2 separate regions of the Homo sapiens genome follow, and region 2 is linked to region 1. Evidence: chromatin loops called from intact Hi-C (ENCODE). Cell type or tissue: heart left ventricle. All regions are shown on one strand. Links, peaks and the distances in the headings refer to the core of each region. The heading gives the core; the rest is flanking DNA. Region 1 has its middle 190 kb from the start of PART1. Region 2 overlaps DEPDC1B (DEP domain containing 1B).

Region 1 (8,586 bases), core at 371-8,370:
GTATGCAATATGGGAAAATGACCAATACAATAAAAGAATGGTTAAGTAAATTAGGATATATAATTCATATAATACACATAATAGAGACACATTATACAGACTTTTTCGTTACATAGGGAAACATTCCTGTTAAGTAGAAAAGTAGGATTCAACATTCTAGATATAACGTCAGACTCTGTGTGTCTGCATGTGTTTGTTCATGTTCATACCCACAAGTGCATATTGAAAACTACATTTTGAAATAACTATCTCTATAGACATTATTTTTCTGAATAGAAAAACACATTATTTAAAGAATAAAATTTTTACCGTTTTCCAATAATACCATGCAGCCAAAACAAAATATCCTTTTGGTCTCACTAAGTATGGTTTACAATAACTGAGGATTATGAGAGAATCCACAGAGGGTCTAGGCATGGCTAAGTAAAGCCTGTCTTCACTGTATACACACTATTCATTTAAACAAAGTTGAAAGCCAAACATTTCGAGACATCAAATAACACTTAAGACTTAGATCCATTTGGTATGCGAAATACATATTGTTCTTTTGTACTTAGCTCTGCCAAGAATCTTTATTGATTAACTTGTAAACCTTAAGAGAAAATGGTATACATCTGAAACAATATAAAACACACTTCTTGCCAAAGATCCTACAGTCCTTCCAAACAAGTCTAATTCTACTGAATGCTTTAATTAATTCTATCAAACATTCATAACTTTTGCAGTGAAGAGTTATGAAGGCTATTTCTTCCAATTCTAGAGTTTGCAGATTTAATAACAAAAAGTATATGTAAAATATTTTATTCTTAAAATGTAGATGTGTTTCTAATTAGACGAACAGGTCCTCTCCCCCTTCCCCAACAAAAGATATTGCAGAGACTGGTACTGTCAACGAATTGAGTAATACCATTTATTAATACCAGTAAAAACAAAAACTTCAATTACTCTCAATTCTAAGACTAGTTTCCATAATCATGTTGTTGTTGGAACATATGACTAATTTTGAACTATCTCCTCTCTATTATGACATGGTCCAAAATGGTAACAGGTCCTTGTTTGATCATGTATATTGGAGAACTCTAAAGTTTCCTTATGAAATATTTATTTTCAAGAGTGTAAATTCCCCCCTTTTTTTTTTGAGACAGTTTCACTCTTTCACCCACGCTAGAGTGAAGTGTTATGATCTCGGCTCACTGAAACCTCTGCCCCCCCAAGTTCAAGCAATCCTCCTGCCTCAACCTCCCCTTATCAGAAAAAAAAATTGATGAACTATTTCATAAGCCACCCCTGTTGAAGAGTCATTAGAAGGATTCCTGAACACTGACTACCAATTTACTTAAAATACTTAAAAAGATGTAACGCGGCCGGGCACTCATGCCTGTAATCCCAGCATTTTGGGAGGCGATCACAAGGTCAGGAGATCAAGACCATCCTGGCTAACACGGTGAAACCCCATCTCTACTAAAAATACAAAAAATTCGCCTAGCATGGTGGCACACGCCTATAGTCCCAGCTACTCGGGAGGCTGAGGCAGGAGAATCGCTTGAACCTGAGAGGCGGAGGTTGCAGTGAGCAGAGACGGCGCCACTGCACTCCAGCCTGGGTAACAGAGCGAGACTCTGTCTCAAAACAAACAAACAAACAAAAAAAAGATGTAACCCACATCCTTATGATACAGAACATTTCCATCTCCCTAGAAAGTTCTCTCATCTCTCTGGTCAGTCTTCCCTTTCAGAGGCTAACCTTTTTCCCTTTTTCTAACCTAAGTTTTGTTCTAGAACTTCCTAGAAATGGAATCATACCACATGTATTCCTTTTTGTCTCGATTCCTTGACTCAGCATTTTGTCTGTGAGAGTCACTCATTTTGTTGCAGGTATCAGTAGTTCATTCATTTTTGTTGCGGAGTAATACTCCATTGTATAACTGTGACAAAATTTGTTTATTGATTCTCTTTTGATTAATATGTGGGTTTATGAATATGTGGGTTTATGAATATTTTAACAAGTATTTATGTATGATATAATTTTTTATGTGTAACATAAAATTTGCTTCTGGGTAAACAATAGGAGTGGAATTGCTAGGTCAAAGGGTAGGTGAAAGTAACATTTTATTATCTGCAAAACATTTTTCAAAGTAGTTACAACATTTAATTTTCCTATCAACAAGTGTAAGAGTTCAGTGGTTCTAACTCCTCACCAGTATTTGGTGTTTTCAACCTTTTTAATTTTGTCCTTTCTAGTGGATGTGTGGTGGTATTTCTTTGTGGTTGTAAATGCATTTAGCTGAAGCCTAAAGATGTGGAGCACTCTTTACTGTGTTCATTGGCCATTTGTATATTTACTTTTGTAAAGTGTCCCTTGAAATGCTTTGCCCATTTTTATTGAGCTATTTTCTTTGGTCTTTATCTTATTAATGTAGATGTGCTTTATGTGATATTGATTAAAGTCCTTTGTCAGATATGTTTTACAAATATTTTTGTCCTGTTAGTGGCTCTCTTACTCATTTACGTATGTCTTTTGATGAGCAGTCTAATTTACCAATTTTGAGGGTTATAATTTTCTGAATCCTGTCATGTTCTGTTCTTGAAGTATCAGAGTTTTACCTTTGCTTTTAGGTCTCCAATCCATCTTGAATTGATTTTTGTCTGAGGTGTGAATTTAGGGAGTGAAAATTTATTTTTTTCCCATATGGATATCAATTTATTCCAATTTCATTTATAAATAAGCCTCTCCATTCCTTTATTTAATTGCTTTGGTGTCTTGAAAAAAATCAATTTACTTTATAAATGTGTGTCTATTTCTGGACTCTTTTATTTCCTTCATTTATTTGTCTATCCTTATGTCAAAACCTCATAATCTTTAATACAACTGTATTTTTACAGTTATAATACAACTATATTTTATAGAGTCAGGTAGAATTGCTGTTGTTTTTCAAGATTATTCTGACTATTCTACCTTCTTTACTCTCCCATATAAATTTTAGAATAAGCTTGTCAATTCCTATAAAATAAAAGCCATTGTGATGAAGATTAAGATAAATTTGAATATATAGATTAATTCAGGAAAAATTAATATCCTAAATTGTTATTGAGTCTTCTGATCAATGAGCAAAGTATATCTCTCCATTTATTGAAGTCTTCTTAAATTTATCTTGGTAAATTATAGTTTTCAGTATAAGAATTGTGCACATATTTCATTAAATTTGCTACTAAGTATTTTCTATTTTCTGGCATTATAAGAAATGAAATGTTTAAATATTTAGTTTTAATTGTCCATTGTATTTATAAACATGATTAAATTTGTATTGACTGAGATACTGAGACCTTTCTAAACTCACTTATTGGTTCAAGTCCCCTTTATGGAAGCTATTCCTTATGGTTATTTAAGTATCTGTTTATGTCATACGTGAATAAAAGCTGCTTTACTTCTTGCTTTGCAAATTGTATGAGTTTTAATTATTCTTCTTGCACTGTTGCTAAGACCTTCAGTAAAATGTTGAATAGAGATTTGAGAACAGTCATTACTACCTTGTTCCCAATCTTATGGGAAAAGCAGTCTTTCATCTTTAATTATGATGTGAGCTGTTGGGCTTTTATGTAGATGGCTTTTATCAAATATTCCTACAGATGACTCCTTGCTGGGATGGGAGGAGGTGCTGTCCCGTGCACTGCAGGATGTTTAGCAGCAACCCTGGCTTCTACCAACTAGATGGCAGTAGCACCCTTCCTCTAGCTGTGACAATGTCTCCAGACGTTGCCTAATGTCCCTATGGTCAAAGTTGCCCCCAGTTGAGAACCACTGAGCTAAACTGAGGCAGCAAGTCAGGCACAAACACAGGAGATTACAGCTAACATCATCAGGCAGCTGCCTGAATGGGGACTTGAGTTTTCTGAGCTGCAGACTGACTTGCTTGGTTCACCTATGTCTTTAGATCCCCTTGCCTATTAAAAGGCTGTCTTAGTCCACCTGGGCTGCCATAAACAAAATGCCACAAACACAATGGCTTATAAACAACAGTAATTTATTTCTCACATTCTGTAGACTGGGAAGTCCAAGATCAAGGAACCAGAGAATTTGATGTCTAATAAGGGCCAGCTTCATCATAGATGGCACCTTCTCACGGTGTCCTCACATGGTGGAAGAGTTAACGGAGATCCCTAGGGCCTCTTTTATAAGAGCACCAGTCCTATTCATGAGGATCACCTAAACACCCCCTAGAGGCCTCAACTCCTAATACAATCACCTTGGAGGTGAGGACTTCAACATATGAATTTTGGAGGGACACAAACATTCAGACCATAGGAGAGGTTCTGACCCATTCTTCTGGGTACAATGCTTACATAAAATAGGAACATTCAGACTCAGGACCCTGAAGATACTGCAATAGCACCCTGGGGAGGAAGTATTCTTGGGCCTCTAGGCTTTCCATAGATGTCAGAGATGGCACAGAATGACAGCAGCCTAGTCTTCATCTCCTTTATTTGTTTTTTCCTGCACAATTAGAGAAAATGTCTTGAGGTACCTTCTTACCTCCAATGCAGCTATTATTCAAAAAAAAATGACTGGGTAAGCCTCCTTTTAAGAAGAGCCATATTTTTACACACATACGTATCCACACACACTTTCTTTCTAATAAGTACCATAAGTGCTTTCCAGTTGTAATAAAAGTTGACAAAGTTGGCGTATTTAAATTGTACAATGAGTCAATGTTTTCCAATCTCCTTCCCTCATGCTATTGCAAAAGACACATGCACGTATATGTTTATTGCAGCACTTTTCACAACAGCAAAGATTTAGAACCAACCCAAATGCCCATCAATATTAGACTGGATAAAGAAAATGTGGCACATATACCATGGAATACTACGCCACCATAAAAAAGAATGAGTTCATGTCCTTTGCAGGGACATGGATGAAGCTGGAAACCATCATTCTCAGCAAACTAATACAGGAACAGAAAACCAAACACCACATGTTCTCACTCATAAGTGGGAGTTGAACAGTGAGAACATATGGGCACAGGGAGGGGAACATCACACACCAGGGCCTGTCGGGAGGTGGGGGGCAAGGGGAGGGATGGCATTAGGAGAAATACCTAATGTAGATGATGGGTTGATGGGTGCAGCAAACCACCATGGCACATGTATACCTATGTAACAAGCCTGCACGTTCTGCCCATGTATCCCAGAACTTAAAGTATAATTTATAAAAAAAGGTTTGAGTATTTATACATTGAATGAAATTTGAATATTGGAAAAATGTACCTGCTTCTCTTTTTCAAATATTTTTGGTATTAATAAGATTCAAAATAATTTAAAAGCAACTTTTCTCATCAAGTATTTTCAAAATTCATAGATACTAAACCTTACCCTTCTTGGGTAGGGTTTGCCAAGTTTTGTGACATTAGAACAGGCTGGTAACAAGGAGCCTAGGCAAAAACAGAAATATAAAGTAATGAAAGCTACAAATATGGAGAAATATTAATCACTGGATAATTTTCTAAGATCCACTATGAATAGAACTGATTAATAACAGAAGGGAGAAAATACTCTGAAATTTAAAGGGTTTGAAGAAATAAGCATTTACATGGAATTCAATATATCGAGAAGTATGTTATGGTTACCAAACATGCTATAAATCTGGACATCATCTCAATTTCATCACCAAAACATTTTTAACTCAATCTTCTGGGAGAAATTTCTTTCATTTCATTTTATTATACATTCTATCCAATTGTATAATCAAAACACAGTTCCAATTACTGAAATACACTTTATAATAAAATTGCTGGTATTATCCTATAACCAAAGGTTAGTAGGTTGACCTCCAAATAAAAAGGCAAAGTGTTTTGATTCATAAATGAGAATTTCTATTCCCAGCCACTTATACAGGAAGTGCCAATAAGATTTCATTGTGGAAATGTTAACACAATATAACTTCTTTGCATGCTTAATTTAGCACAGCCAAAGAAGAAACATCTTCAAGATGTTCCAAGTGTGGGGCCCACTCCAATTGTAGAAGACTCATGTTTATGGATGTGATTAACAAACTGCCAGTGCATTCAGCTGTGGCGTAGAATTTTTAGCTACTTCAAATGTGCATTCAAAATAATGTATTTCTCAATTATCAAATTCTTTTTGTACTTTCAGATAATCCCTCTACTTGAGCAAAAACTATGAATTCATCATTTGGCTGTGGTTTACATATAGTTTGATGATTCTTTTCTATCTTACCTTAAATCAACAAGCATCTACCAGAAAAATAAAAAAAAAAAAGATTACAGGAAAAAATTCCAATTAACTTATCAGGTACAGAAAATTTATTTGCATTAAGCATGTTATTTTTCCTCAATCTCTCCTGTTTATGACTAACTGCATACCATTCAACTAACATAAAAGTGTTTACTAAAAGATCAGAGAAGTTATCCACCTTCATAGCCATTTGGAAGAGAAAAAAAATCTTTCTACTCTTTCCAAAATGGGTTATAAACACATCCCTAGAGAAATTTCAAATGAATGTATTCCTCTGCAATTTGATTCTGCAAAAAAATGTATGCAACTGAAAATTACACACAGAGAATATTTAAGTCATGACTATGGAAAAACAATTACTATATTTGGATACACAAATTAGGCAACTAATTATTTCAAAAATGCAATCATGCACACAAATAGATATTCACTAATTTCCCTCCCACTCTAATCCCTTAACTTCCTTCTGTGTTTTTCACATCAATTTTAGCTCTCCTATCATTTTTTTCTCTACTAAGAACGATTTGTGAAATGGTTTTTTATCTTCCACTAATATGTGCAATTCAATTATGTTTTCCTGTCAATGTATCCATCAATGAGGATGATTAACATCCATTATCTGACCCTTCATTTTCTATACGACCTTTGCAAATCAGTGGCATAAAAGAAATTCTTGTTCTTTGGTTTGTGTCAGCAATAACAACAAGAGAAACATACCAAATATAAGACATTAGAAATATATCACAGTAAATTCAAACACAGTGCGATTCTGTTATATTTCAACAGTCACCACGGAACTTTGAAGTCTCTGTTTCACTTATTCTTTTGAGGGATTCTTATCTCAAAAAAAAGGAAGAAAGGAAACAATTGAAAGTTCATACTTTAATATTAACTACTGGATTGTGTCTTCATTCCAAGTGGAGTCGGAAATTTAAAAATCAAATAATTAGCACACAAGCTCTAAATAAAAGTAAAATTAGGTTTTTTTTCAACCTTCTGATAGGAATTTTAGGTTCAAAATAGCTTCTGGCTAAAATCATGTAATGCTGCTGTGACCAACTTGTCACTAAAACCATTGAAGACAGCCTTTAAAACCAAAAGTAATGGATAATCAATTCCATAATCTTAAGAGAAAAATAGGTTCTAACTTTGAAACCGTAAAGGGAATTTAGTTATTCCTTGGCATACCCAGCTTTCACTTCCAATTGACTGGCTCATAGGTATAGAAAACTAAGAACATATCCTTCTTTTGTTTTTTCCTTCAACTTTTAAGTTCAAGGGTACATGTGCAGGATGTGCAGGTTTGTTACACAGGTAAACATGTGCCATGGTGGTTGCTGCACAGATCATCCCACCACCTAGGTATTAAGCCCAGTATACATTACCTATTATTCCTGATACTCTCCCTCTCCACAAGCCACCCCACCCCCACAGGCCCCAGTGTGTGTTGTTCCCCCATGTGCCCATGTGTTCTCATCATACAGCTCCCACTTATAAGTAAGAACCTGTGGTGTTTGGTTTTCCGTTCCTGCATTAGTTTGCTGAGGACAGTGGCTTCCAACTCCAACCATGTCCCTGCAAAGGACATGAACTCATCCTTTTTTATGGCTGCATAGCATTCCATGGTGTATATGTTCCATATTTTCTTTATCCAGTCTATCATTGGTGGGCATTTAAGTTGATTCCATGTCTTTGCTTTTGTAAATAGTGCTGTGATGAACATACACATGTATGTATCTTTATAATAGAATGATTTATATTCCTTTGGGTATATAGCCAGTAATGGGATCTGGCTCAAATGGTATTTCTGCCTCAAGGTCTTTGAGGAATCGCCACACTGTCTCCCAAAACAGTTGAACCAATTTACACTCCCACCAACAGTGTAAAAGCATTCCTTTTTCTCTACAACTTTACCAGTATCTGTTGTTTTTTTTATTCTTAATCACAGCTGTCCTGACTGGTGTGAGATAGTATCTCATTGTGGTTTTGATTTGCATTTCTCTAATGACGTGATGCTGAGCTTTTTTTCAGATGCTTGTTGGCTGCATGAATGTTTTCTTTTGCAAAGTGTCTGTTCATGTCATTTGCCCACTTTTTAATTGGGCCATTGGTTTATTTCTTGTAAATGTGTTTAAGTTCCTTGTAGACTCTGGATACTAGACTTTTGTCAGATGGACAGATTGCAAAAATTTTCTCCCATTCTGTAAGCTGTCTGTTCACTCTGATGATAGTTTTTTTTTGCTGTGCAGGGGCTCTTTAGTTTAATTAGATCCCATTTGTCAATTTCTGCTTTTGTTGCAATTGCTTTTGGCATTTTCATCATGAAATCTTTGCC
Region 2 (8,586 bases), core at 98-8,097, 350 kb after region 1:
TTTCTAAGACTAGAAGAATCTACCTTTGCTTATATATTTGGTCAGGGGCTAGTACACAATATTCCACATCCTAACCTTCTTACCCTCAACTGGCAATAATAACAGTTTAGGAGGAAGAGACAAAGAGGAAGAAGAGTAGTAAGTTATAGAATGTACAGGAAAAGGGGATTACAAGAGAGTTTTAACAGAAACCTGCTCAGTCTGAACATATAAAAACAGCTGCCATATACAATTGACTCTTTGTATTTATGGGTTCTGCATCTATGGATTCAACCAACCACAGATTGAAAATATTCAGAGGAAAAAAATGGATGGTTGCATCTGTACTGAACATGTAGCATTTTCTTCTTCTTGTTATTCCCTGAACGAGGTGTCCTCAACCCACAGGCCACAGACTGGTATCAGTCCATAGCCTATAAGGAACCAGGCTGCACAGGAGGAGGTAAGCGTTGGGCAAGTGAGTGAAGCTTCATCTGTATTTACAGCAGCTCCCTGTTGTTCACATACTGCCTGAGTTCTACCTCCTGTCAGATCGGCCGCATTAGATTCTCATAGGAGCGTGAACCCTTTTGTGAACTGTGCATCTGGGGGATCTAAGTTGTGTGCTCCTTATGAGAATCTAATGCCTGATGATCTGTCATTGTCTCCCATCATCCCCAGATGGGACCATCTAGTTACAGGAAAACAAGCTCAGGGCTCCCACTGATTCTATATTATGGTGAGTAGCATAATTATCTCATTATATATTAAAATGTAATAATAATATAAATAAAATGCACAATAAATGTAATGCACTTGAATCATCCCGAAACCACCCCCACCCCCACCCCAGCAGCCCTGGTCCATGGAGAAATTGTCTTCCATGAAACCCATCGCTGGTGCCAAAAAGGTTGGGGACTGCTGCCCTAAACAATACAGTACAACAACTATTTACATGCAAGAGTGAAAAACTGCAAGAGTCATTCTTTCCTTGTTACTGGTCTCCCAGCTGTTGGCAGGTACAATTTTGTTTTAAAGTACCTTTAAATTATTGTTCATAAAGGACCACAGAAAGACCAAGCCTAGGAGTTCATGGATGATTCTCCCTGCTGCCAGCCCTTCCATCTTTCAGTCATGGCACTTACCATCACAACTGGCCTCACTGGGATGTTCTCTTGTGAAGTGCCTGGTGGGAGATCATTCCATTCTGGAAATTTAATAACATCCTTTTGGTTTGGGGGCTTCTTTGGATATGGTTTCAGGGGTGAAGAAGGAGGAAATCTAAAACCCAAGAAGAAATTCTCTATTACTGCAGTCAGTGGGAGACACAGATATTTTAACAATAGTCTCCACTTTGGTGTATCTGAAAATTTATACAATAATTTGTACAATATTTATACAATAATTACATAAATTTTAATTTTTTAAACTGCTCTATACCATACCTGATAAAGAAAAGAAAGGTGATTGAATACATATTTTTTATCAGATAATATTTTTCTGCAGTCTTGTTAGAAAAGGATACAATGCATTACATTGCACTGCAAAAGCAATGTAAGAACTCTAGTTCTTAATGTTGACATAAAAGGCAGCGGGTTGTTGACTTTTATTTTGACTTTTTATTTACTTAAGCCAAAAAAACAGCTTAAAAATCTTACCCATGTTATCCACAGAAAAAAATCATACAAATAACTAAAGACCTTATCTCAAAGCAAATGCAGAAATAAAGAATTATAAAATGTCTATAGTGTTCAAGGGAAGTTTATATGAAGGTGAATCTGGAGACTCACCAACGAGAGTACTGAAGGAAACAGAATGTGTCACCTCAAAACATTCCTCTTTGACATAATTTTTTGGGGCTAAAGGCCATTTGAAGCAAATATGGAAAAGTGCTTTGTCTTTCCTCTGTTTGCCTAAGAGCAGAGTATTATTAATATAAATACAAAAAGTCTATCTTTCCCTCTTTCCTGCCTCAAAACAGTAGGTAAATTCTCCTTTACAACCTTTATCAGCTTAGAGACTACACCAGAGGCATCTAAGCAGACTTCATTAGTTTCCCCATAAATTTACCTTCCCACACCTTCCTGCCTTTGGAAGCCTTAAACTGCTTTCATGTGTCCTGACGCTTCTCTAAAATTTATTGCTCTTTGTTGAAGACCATATAAGCTGGGACTCTAAGGCACTGCATCTAGTTATTTTTCTCCCACGGGATGTGCACTGCACACATTAACAAACTTGCTTGTTTTTCTCTTGTTAATCTGTCTTTTCTTGCAGGAATATGTCCCAAGTATGAACTTCTGAAGGTTGAGGAAAACTATGATTTCTCATCTTCAAATAGAGAAACATTTCAAAAACAGTCGCAATAGATTTGAAAAGGAATGACAAGTGGAGAAAAGTTGCATTTCATCTTTTCTGAAAAGAATATCCAATAACTATTTTAAACATCAGTTTTGGGTCAGTTAAAAAAAGAGAGTTCTGGAAATCAGTAAATTAAGTTAAAGATAGTTTAAAGTTTGGTAATCAAGTTACCAAGGCAGGTGTTCCCAAAAGATTCCAAAATATAAACTAAATGAATCTCTATAGCCAAAGCATCTTTCTTTATAAATAAAGGGTGGCTTATAAAAGTCCAATTTTATTTCCTACAAGTCAACAATCCCAACAAATGCCCATTTCCAGACAAAGTACAGCATTTATGCATATGTATGTGCACATATGCTCACATACAGGTAGGATATTGAATGTAATTGCCGGAGTTCACAGATCACCCACTTCTCAGTTCATTCAAAACTAAACGCAATCCCTACTCCCATCCCACCACTAATGCCCTCTGTTTATTCTCCCACTTCATTCCCTCGACTATGGCATAAAAATTTTTGGACCTGAATTCCAGGCTTTCTCACAAACTCTCTATGTGTCTTTTGGAAAGTATAAGTCTCTCTAAATAATAATTTATTTATTTGTCAAATGAAGGAATTAAATTGGATGACCCATAAATTTTCTCCTAAGTTCAAAAAGATGCTTCTTATATTCCCATAACCAGAAAAAAGTAGTATCTTCCAAAGACCAAAACAGAATTTGTTACATGCAAAACTGTGACTGAAGAAATACCAGGAAATCACCTTTTTCCTCCACACTAAGAAGATGAGATCTTTGCTGTCAGTAATATCTGCAGTTACCAATAGAAGGTGTGCTATCTATTTTCACAGCAGTCTGACAACTTTGTCTGAGAAAAAATGCAGAAGAGCTCCCTCCAGTGGAGTACTTCTATTTCGGGCATTGAAAGTTAGCAATTTAATCCTAATATTTTAATAATGTAATATTTCACCTGTTAAAGATGATCCAGTTCAAATGCCACATTTTTCACTCAGAGAAATTAAGGCTCAAAAGAGGAAAGCAACTAATTTAAAAGCCTCACAACTGGCCAAGAGAACAAACCATCTTACACAAAGGATTTGCAAGCCTTTTATTAAGAAAATTATAAAATTTTTACACAAAAAAAAGACAGTGTGCCCCCCTAAAAAGAAAGAAAACTATAAAATTTTATTGAAAGACATTAAAGAAGAACTAAATTGATAGCTATATTATGCTGGTGAATAAGATTCTTTCTTAAACTCAGGTTCAAGCAATCCTCCTGTCCTTCTGTTTCAGCCTCCCAAGTAGCTGGGATTACAAGTAGTTGCCACTGTGCGCAGCTTGGTGAATAAGATTCCATATCATACAATGTTAATTTTCCCCCATGAAGATACATAGTTACAAAGAAAATTTAATAAAAATATTAATATAAAAATTTTTATGAAACATCATAAACTTATTCCAAACCAGGCACGGTGGCTTACACTTGTAGTCCCAGCTACTCGGGAAGCTGAGATGAGAGGATCACTTGAAGCCAGGAGTTCAAGACCAGCCTGGGCAATAAAGCAAGACCCCCATCTCTAAAGTAAAAAAATAAGAAACATGATCAACTGATTCTAAAATTTATATGAAAATGCAAAGGCCCAAAAATAAGACATTCTTAAAGAAGAAAAACAAAGTGAGGTGACTTGTCCTATCAGATATCAAGGCTAACATAATACGGCAATACTGATGGCAGAGACCATAGTTCCTCAAGCTCCGCACTGTTGACATTTAGGGCCGGATAGTTCTTTGTTGTGGGGAGCTGTCCTGTGCACTGGGGGATGCTGCTAAGTGCAAAGCATCCCTGGCCTCTACTCACTGGATGTTAGTAGCACCCTACACACAACACACACACCTGTTGTGACAACAAAACATTTCTCCAGACATTGCCAAATGTCTTCCGCAAAATGGCCCCCAGTTGCGAATCATGGGCCTAAACAAAGACAATTCAAAACAAATACACACTACTCTTTAGAAACATGATTTATGATAGAGCAGACATTACAGATCAGTGGGAAAGTATGGACTGTTCAATAAATAGTACTGAGCCAACTGGTTATCCATTTGGGAAAAATGAAATTGCATCCCGGTTCAGCCTGCCATATTTCCAAAGGTGTTTACAATCATACCTCCTAACCATATGCTCTTTTGCAATATGATCTTGCCACTACTGTATCAAGAGGCAGAATGTCTTTCTCTACCCTCTTCAAGTCTAGGTGAGCCCTGTCTAACTGCTTTGATAAATACAATAAGGAAGAAGCACTAGCCTAACTGGCTAGAACTCTCTTCCTGCCTCTTGAAACTCTCACTCTTGTATAACTCATTATTATGAAGCTCCCTCTTGGAAACCAGCCATCTTATAAGAAGTATGACTACCGTGAGCCCACCATGTTGTCAAATACCTAAGCAACAGGAAGAGGCCCTAGAAGATGAGATACTGCAAGGAAATAAACTGAGGTAAAGGAGCACCAAAATTCCAGATCTGCAAATAAACAAATATTCCTGGAGGTGGATTCTCTAGCCTCAGCAGCCGCAGCTGATGCCCACCTAAGCAACCTTCCAAAATTCCTGATCCACACAATTATGTAAAAACTACAATGGGCCGGCACAGTGGCTCACACCTGTAATCCCAGCACTTTGGGAGACCAGGGTGGGTGGATTGTCTGAGGTCAGGAATTCGAGACCAGCCTGGCCAACATCGTGAAATCTCGTCTCTACTAAAAATACAAAAATTAGCCGTGCATGGTGGCGTGTGCCTGTAATTCCAGCTACTCGGAAGGCAAAGACAGGAGAATTGCCTGAACCCAGGAGGCGGAGGTTGCAGTGAGCTGAAATTGCACCACTGCACCACTTCAGACTGGGCAACAGAGAGAGACTCCACCTAAAAAAAAAACAAAAAAAACAAAAAAAAAACTAAAAAAAACTACAATGGTTATTTTAATCCAGTAAGTTTGACATAGTTTTATTACACAACAGATAACTAGAAAAGAAATGTGTGGTATCTGCAACAGGATCGGGCAGTGAAATGGATGCATGAAGGGCCTCAGATGGACTTCTTAATAGAGGTTGAAAGAACAGTAAGGAAGTTGTTGTGAAACAGTATGGAAGGTGGAGAAAAAAATCTGTGTTGCACAGTGGCATAAATTTCAGTACAACTGTCACCTGTGGTAATAGGGAAACTAGAAAAGGTGGATCTGGTGAACAAATTTCCCAGGATGAATGATGAAAATGACAACTGGTTTCTTTTATAACAGCTGCAATAACCAGGTGTGGATTGTGCCAATTTAAGAATGATGAGGTGGATAAATTTGAAAAGAAGAGCTTTATTTCTCATAAAGGGTTTCAGCCTGTATGCTGGCCATCCCACAGGATGGGAAACAAAGCCTCCAACAGCAGCTGAGAGCAAGCACTTTGAGGGAGGGGTAAAGGGAACAGGAATTTATGCTGAGTGAGGTAGCCAAATATGCATATTTAATAAGCTAAAGGAAGAGTCATGAATATTTATGAAAGAAGAAATATGCACATGTGCAATTGCGCTTCATGCACCTTTCATGGGTTGCATGTTCAAAAAATGGTGGCATTAGCATGATCTGAAAATGGAGTTTTCAGCCCACTGATGTCAAAAGATGAAGCAGAGGACACAAAACCATCACCGTGTATCCTCCACCAGTCAGCCAAAACCGGTCTGGAGATGGTGGTCAGTTTTTAGCAAGGGATGTATTGTGAAATTGCAAAAAAAGTAGGAAGAGTCCAGTCACAGCCTCAGATGATTGGCTTAAGATGATAAAGCAATGAGTCATCTGTTTCTTGTTCTCCAGAGCTGGTTTCTGTTTATTTCTTAGGAAAGAAATCTGGTTAAAGGTTACTAAGGAAGGGACATACTGAGGCTTGTCCAACCCCCTATCCCATCATGGCTAGGAACTCAGTTTATAAGGTTTCTTTTTTGTAGAATCCTTTTTATTTATTTATTATTTCAATAAGTCTTGAGGGACAGGTGGTGTTTGGTTACATGAATAAGTTCTTCAGTGATGATTTCTGAGATTTTGGTGCACCCATCACCCGAGCAGTGTATACTGTAACCAATGTATAGTCTTTTATCCCTCATCACCCTCCCACCCATTCCCCAAGTCCCTAAAGTCTATCATATCATTCTTATGCCTTTGCATCCTCATAGCTTAGCTCCCACTTATAAGTGAGGACACGCAATGTTTGGTTTTTTATTCCTGAGTTACTTCACTTAGAATAATGGTCTCCAATTTCATCCAGATTGCTGCAAATGTCATTATTTTGTTCCTTTTTATGGTGGAGTAGTATTCTATGGTGTATATTTATACACACCATATTTTCTTTATCCACTCATTGATTAATGGGCATTTGGGCTGGTTCCATATTTTTGCAACTGCAAATTGTGCTGCTATAAACATGTGTGTGCAAGTGTCTTTTTCGTATAATGACTTCCTTTCCTCTGGGTCGATACCCAGTTGTGGGATTGCTGGATCAAATGGCAGATTTACTTTAAGTTCTTTAAGGAATCTCCATCCACACTGTTTTCCATAGTTGTACTAGTTTACATTCCCACCAGCAGTCTAAACGTGTTCCTTTTTTGCCACATCCATTTCAACATCTTTTTATTTTTAATGGTCATTCTTGCAGGAGTACAGTGGTATCACATTGCGGTTTTGATTTGCATTTCCCTCATCGTTAGTAATGTTGACCATTTTTTCATGTGTTTGTGGGCCATTCGCATATCTTTTTTTGAGAATTGTCTACTCATGTCCTTAGCCCACTTTTTGAAAGGATTGTTTGTTGTTATCTTGCTGGTTTGATTGAGTTCCTCGTACATTGTGGATATTAGTCCTTTGTCAGGTGCGTACTTTGTGAACATTTTTCTCCTACTCTGTGGGTTATTTGTTTACTCTGCTGATTATTTCTTTTGCTATGCAGAAGCTTTTTAGTTTAATTAAGTCCCATCTATTTATTTATTTGTCTTTGTTTTGTTGCATTTACTTTTGGGTTCTTGGTCATGAAGTCTTTGTCTAAGCCAATATCTAGAAGGGTTTTTCTGATGTTCTGCGATTTTTATGATTTCAGGTCTTATATTTAAGTCTTTAATCCATCTTGAGTTGATTTTTGCATAAGGTGAGAGATGAGGATCCAGATTCACTCTCCTACATGTGGCTTGCCAATTATCCCAGCACCATTTGTTGAATAGGGTGTCCTTTCCCCACTTTATGTTTTTCTTTGCTTTGTTGAAGATCAGTTGGCTGTAAGTATTTCACTTTATTTCTGGGTTCTCTATTCTGTTCCATTGCTCTATGTGCCTATTTTCACAGCAATACCATGCTGTTTTGGTGACTATAGGTTTATAGCATAGCTTGAAGTCAGGCAATGTAATACTTCCAGATTTGTTCTTTTTGCTTAGCCTTGCTTTGGCTATGTGGGCTCTTTTTTGGTTACACATAAATTTTAGGATTGTTTTTACTAGTTCTGTGAAGAATGATGGTGGTATATTAATGGGAATTGCATTGAATTTGTAGATTGCTTTTGGTAGTACAGTCATTTTTACAATGTTAATTCTACCCATCCCTGAGCATGGAATGTGTTCCATTTGTTTGTGTCATCTATGATTTCTTTCAGCAGTGTTTTGTAGTTTTCTTTGTAGAGATCTTTCCCCTTCTTGATTAGGTATATTCCCTAAGTTTTTTGGTGTTTTTTTTTTCTTTTTTTTTGGTGGGGGGTACTATTGTAAAAGGAATTGAGTTATTGATTTGATTCTCAGCTTGGTCACTGTTGGGTTATAGCAGTGCTACTGATTTGTGTACATTAATTTTGTATCCTGAAACTTTACTGAATTCATTGATCAGTTCCAGGAGCTTTTTGGATGAGTCTTTAAGGTTTTCTATGTATACGATCATATCATCAAGAAACAGTGACAGTTTGACTTCCGCTTTACCAATTTGGATGCCTTTATTTCTTTCTCTTCTCTGCTTGCTCCAACTAGGACTTCCAGTACTATGTTGAATAGAAGTGGTGAAAGTCAGCATCCTTGTCTTTTTCCAGTTCTCAGGGGGAATGCTTTCCACTTTTCCCTGTTCAGTATAGTGTTGGCTGTGGGTATGTCATAGATGGCTTTTATTACCTTAAGGTACATCCCCTCTAGGCTGATTTTGCTGAAGATTTCAATCATAAAGTGATGCTGGATTTTGTCAAATG

Evidence for each region. Peaks named below come from ENCODE experiments on the same cell type or tissue, not always from the same donor. Only the 100,000 strongest peaks of a DNase experiment are listed, where the experiment ranks them.
Region 2: a loop joins it to region 1, with 2.6 times the contacts of the local background. A loop is called at or near these places in 17 of 110 quality-filtered maps.

The regions. Positions count from the first base shown.
Region 1 is chr5:60,291,888-60,300,473 of GRCh38, forward strand. It overlaps a transcript of PDE4D not described here. Among named protein-coding and RNA genes, the nearest start is that of PART1, 190 kb to the right of the region's middle. In heart left ventricle, for the core only: a CTCF peak has its summit at 3,701; no DNase peak of the experiment used is centred there.
Region 2 is chr5:60,646,274-60,654,859 of GRCh38, forward strand. It overlaps DEPDC1B (DEP domain containing 1B), which reads right to left. Exons shown (of 11, transcript NM_018369.3): 3 at 1,125-1,260. Among named protein-coding and RNA genes, the nearest start is that of DEPDC1B, 50 kb to the right of the region's middle. RefSeq lists a silencer at 5,829-6,123. In heart left ventricle, for the core only: a CTCF peak has its summit at 3,236 (motif pointing left); no DNase peak of the experiment used is centred there.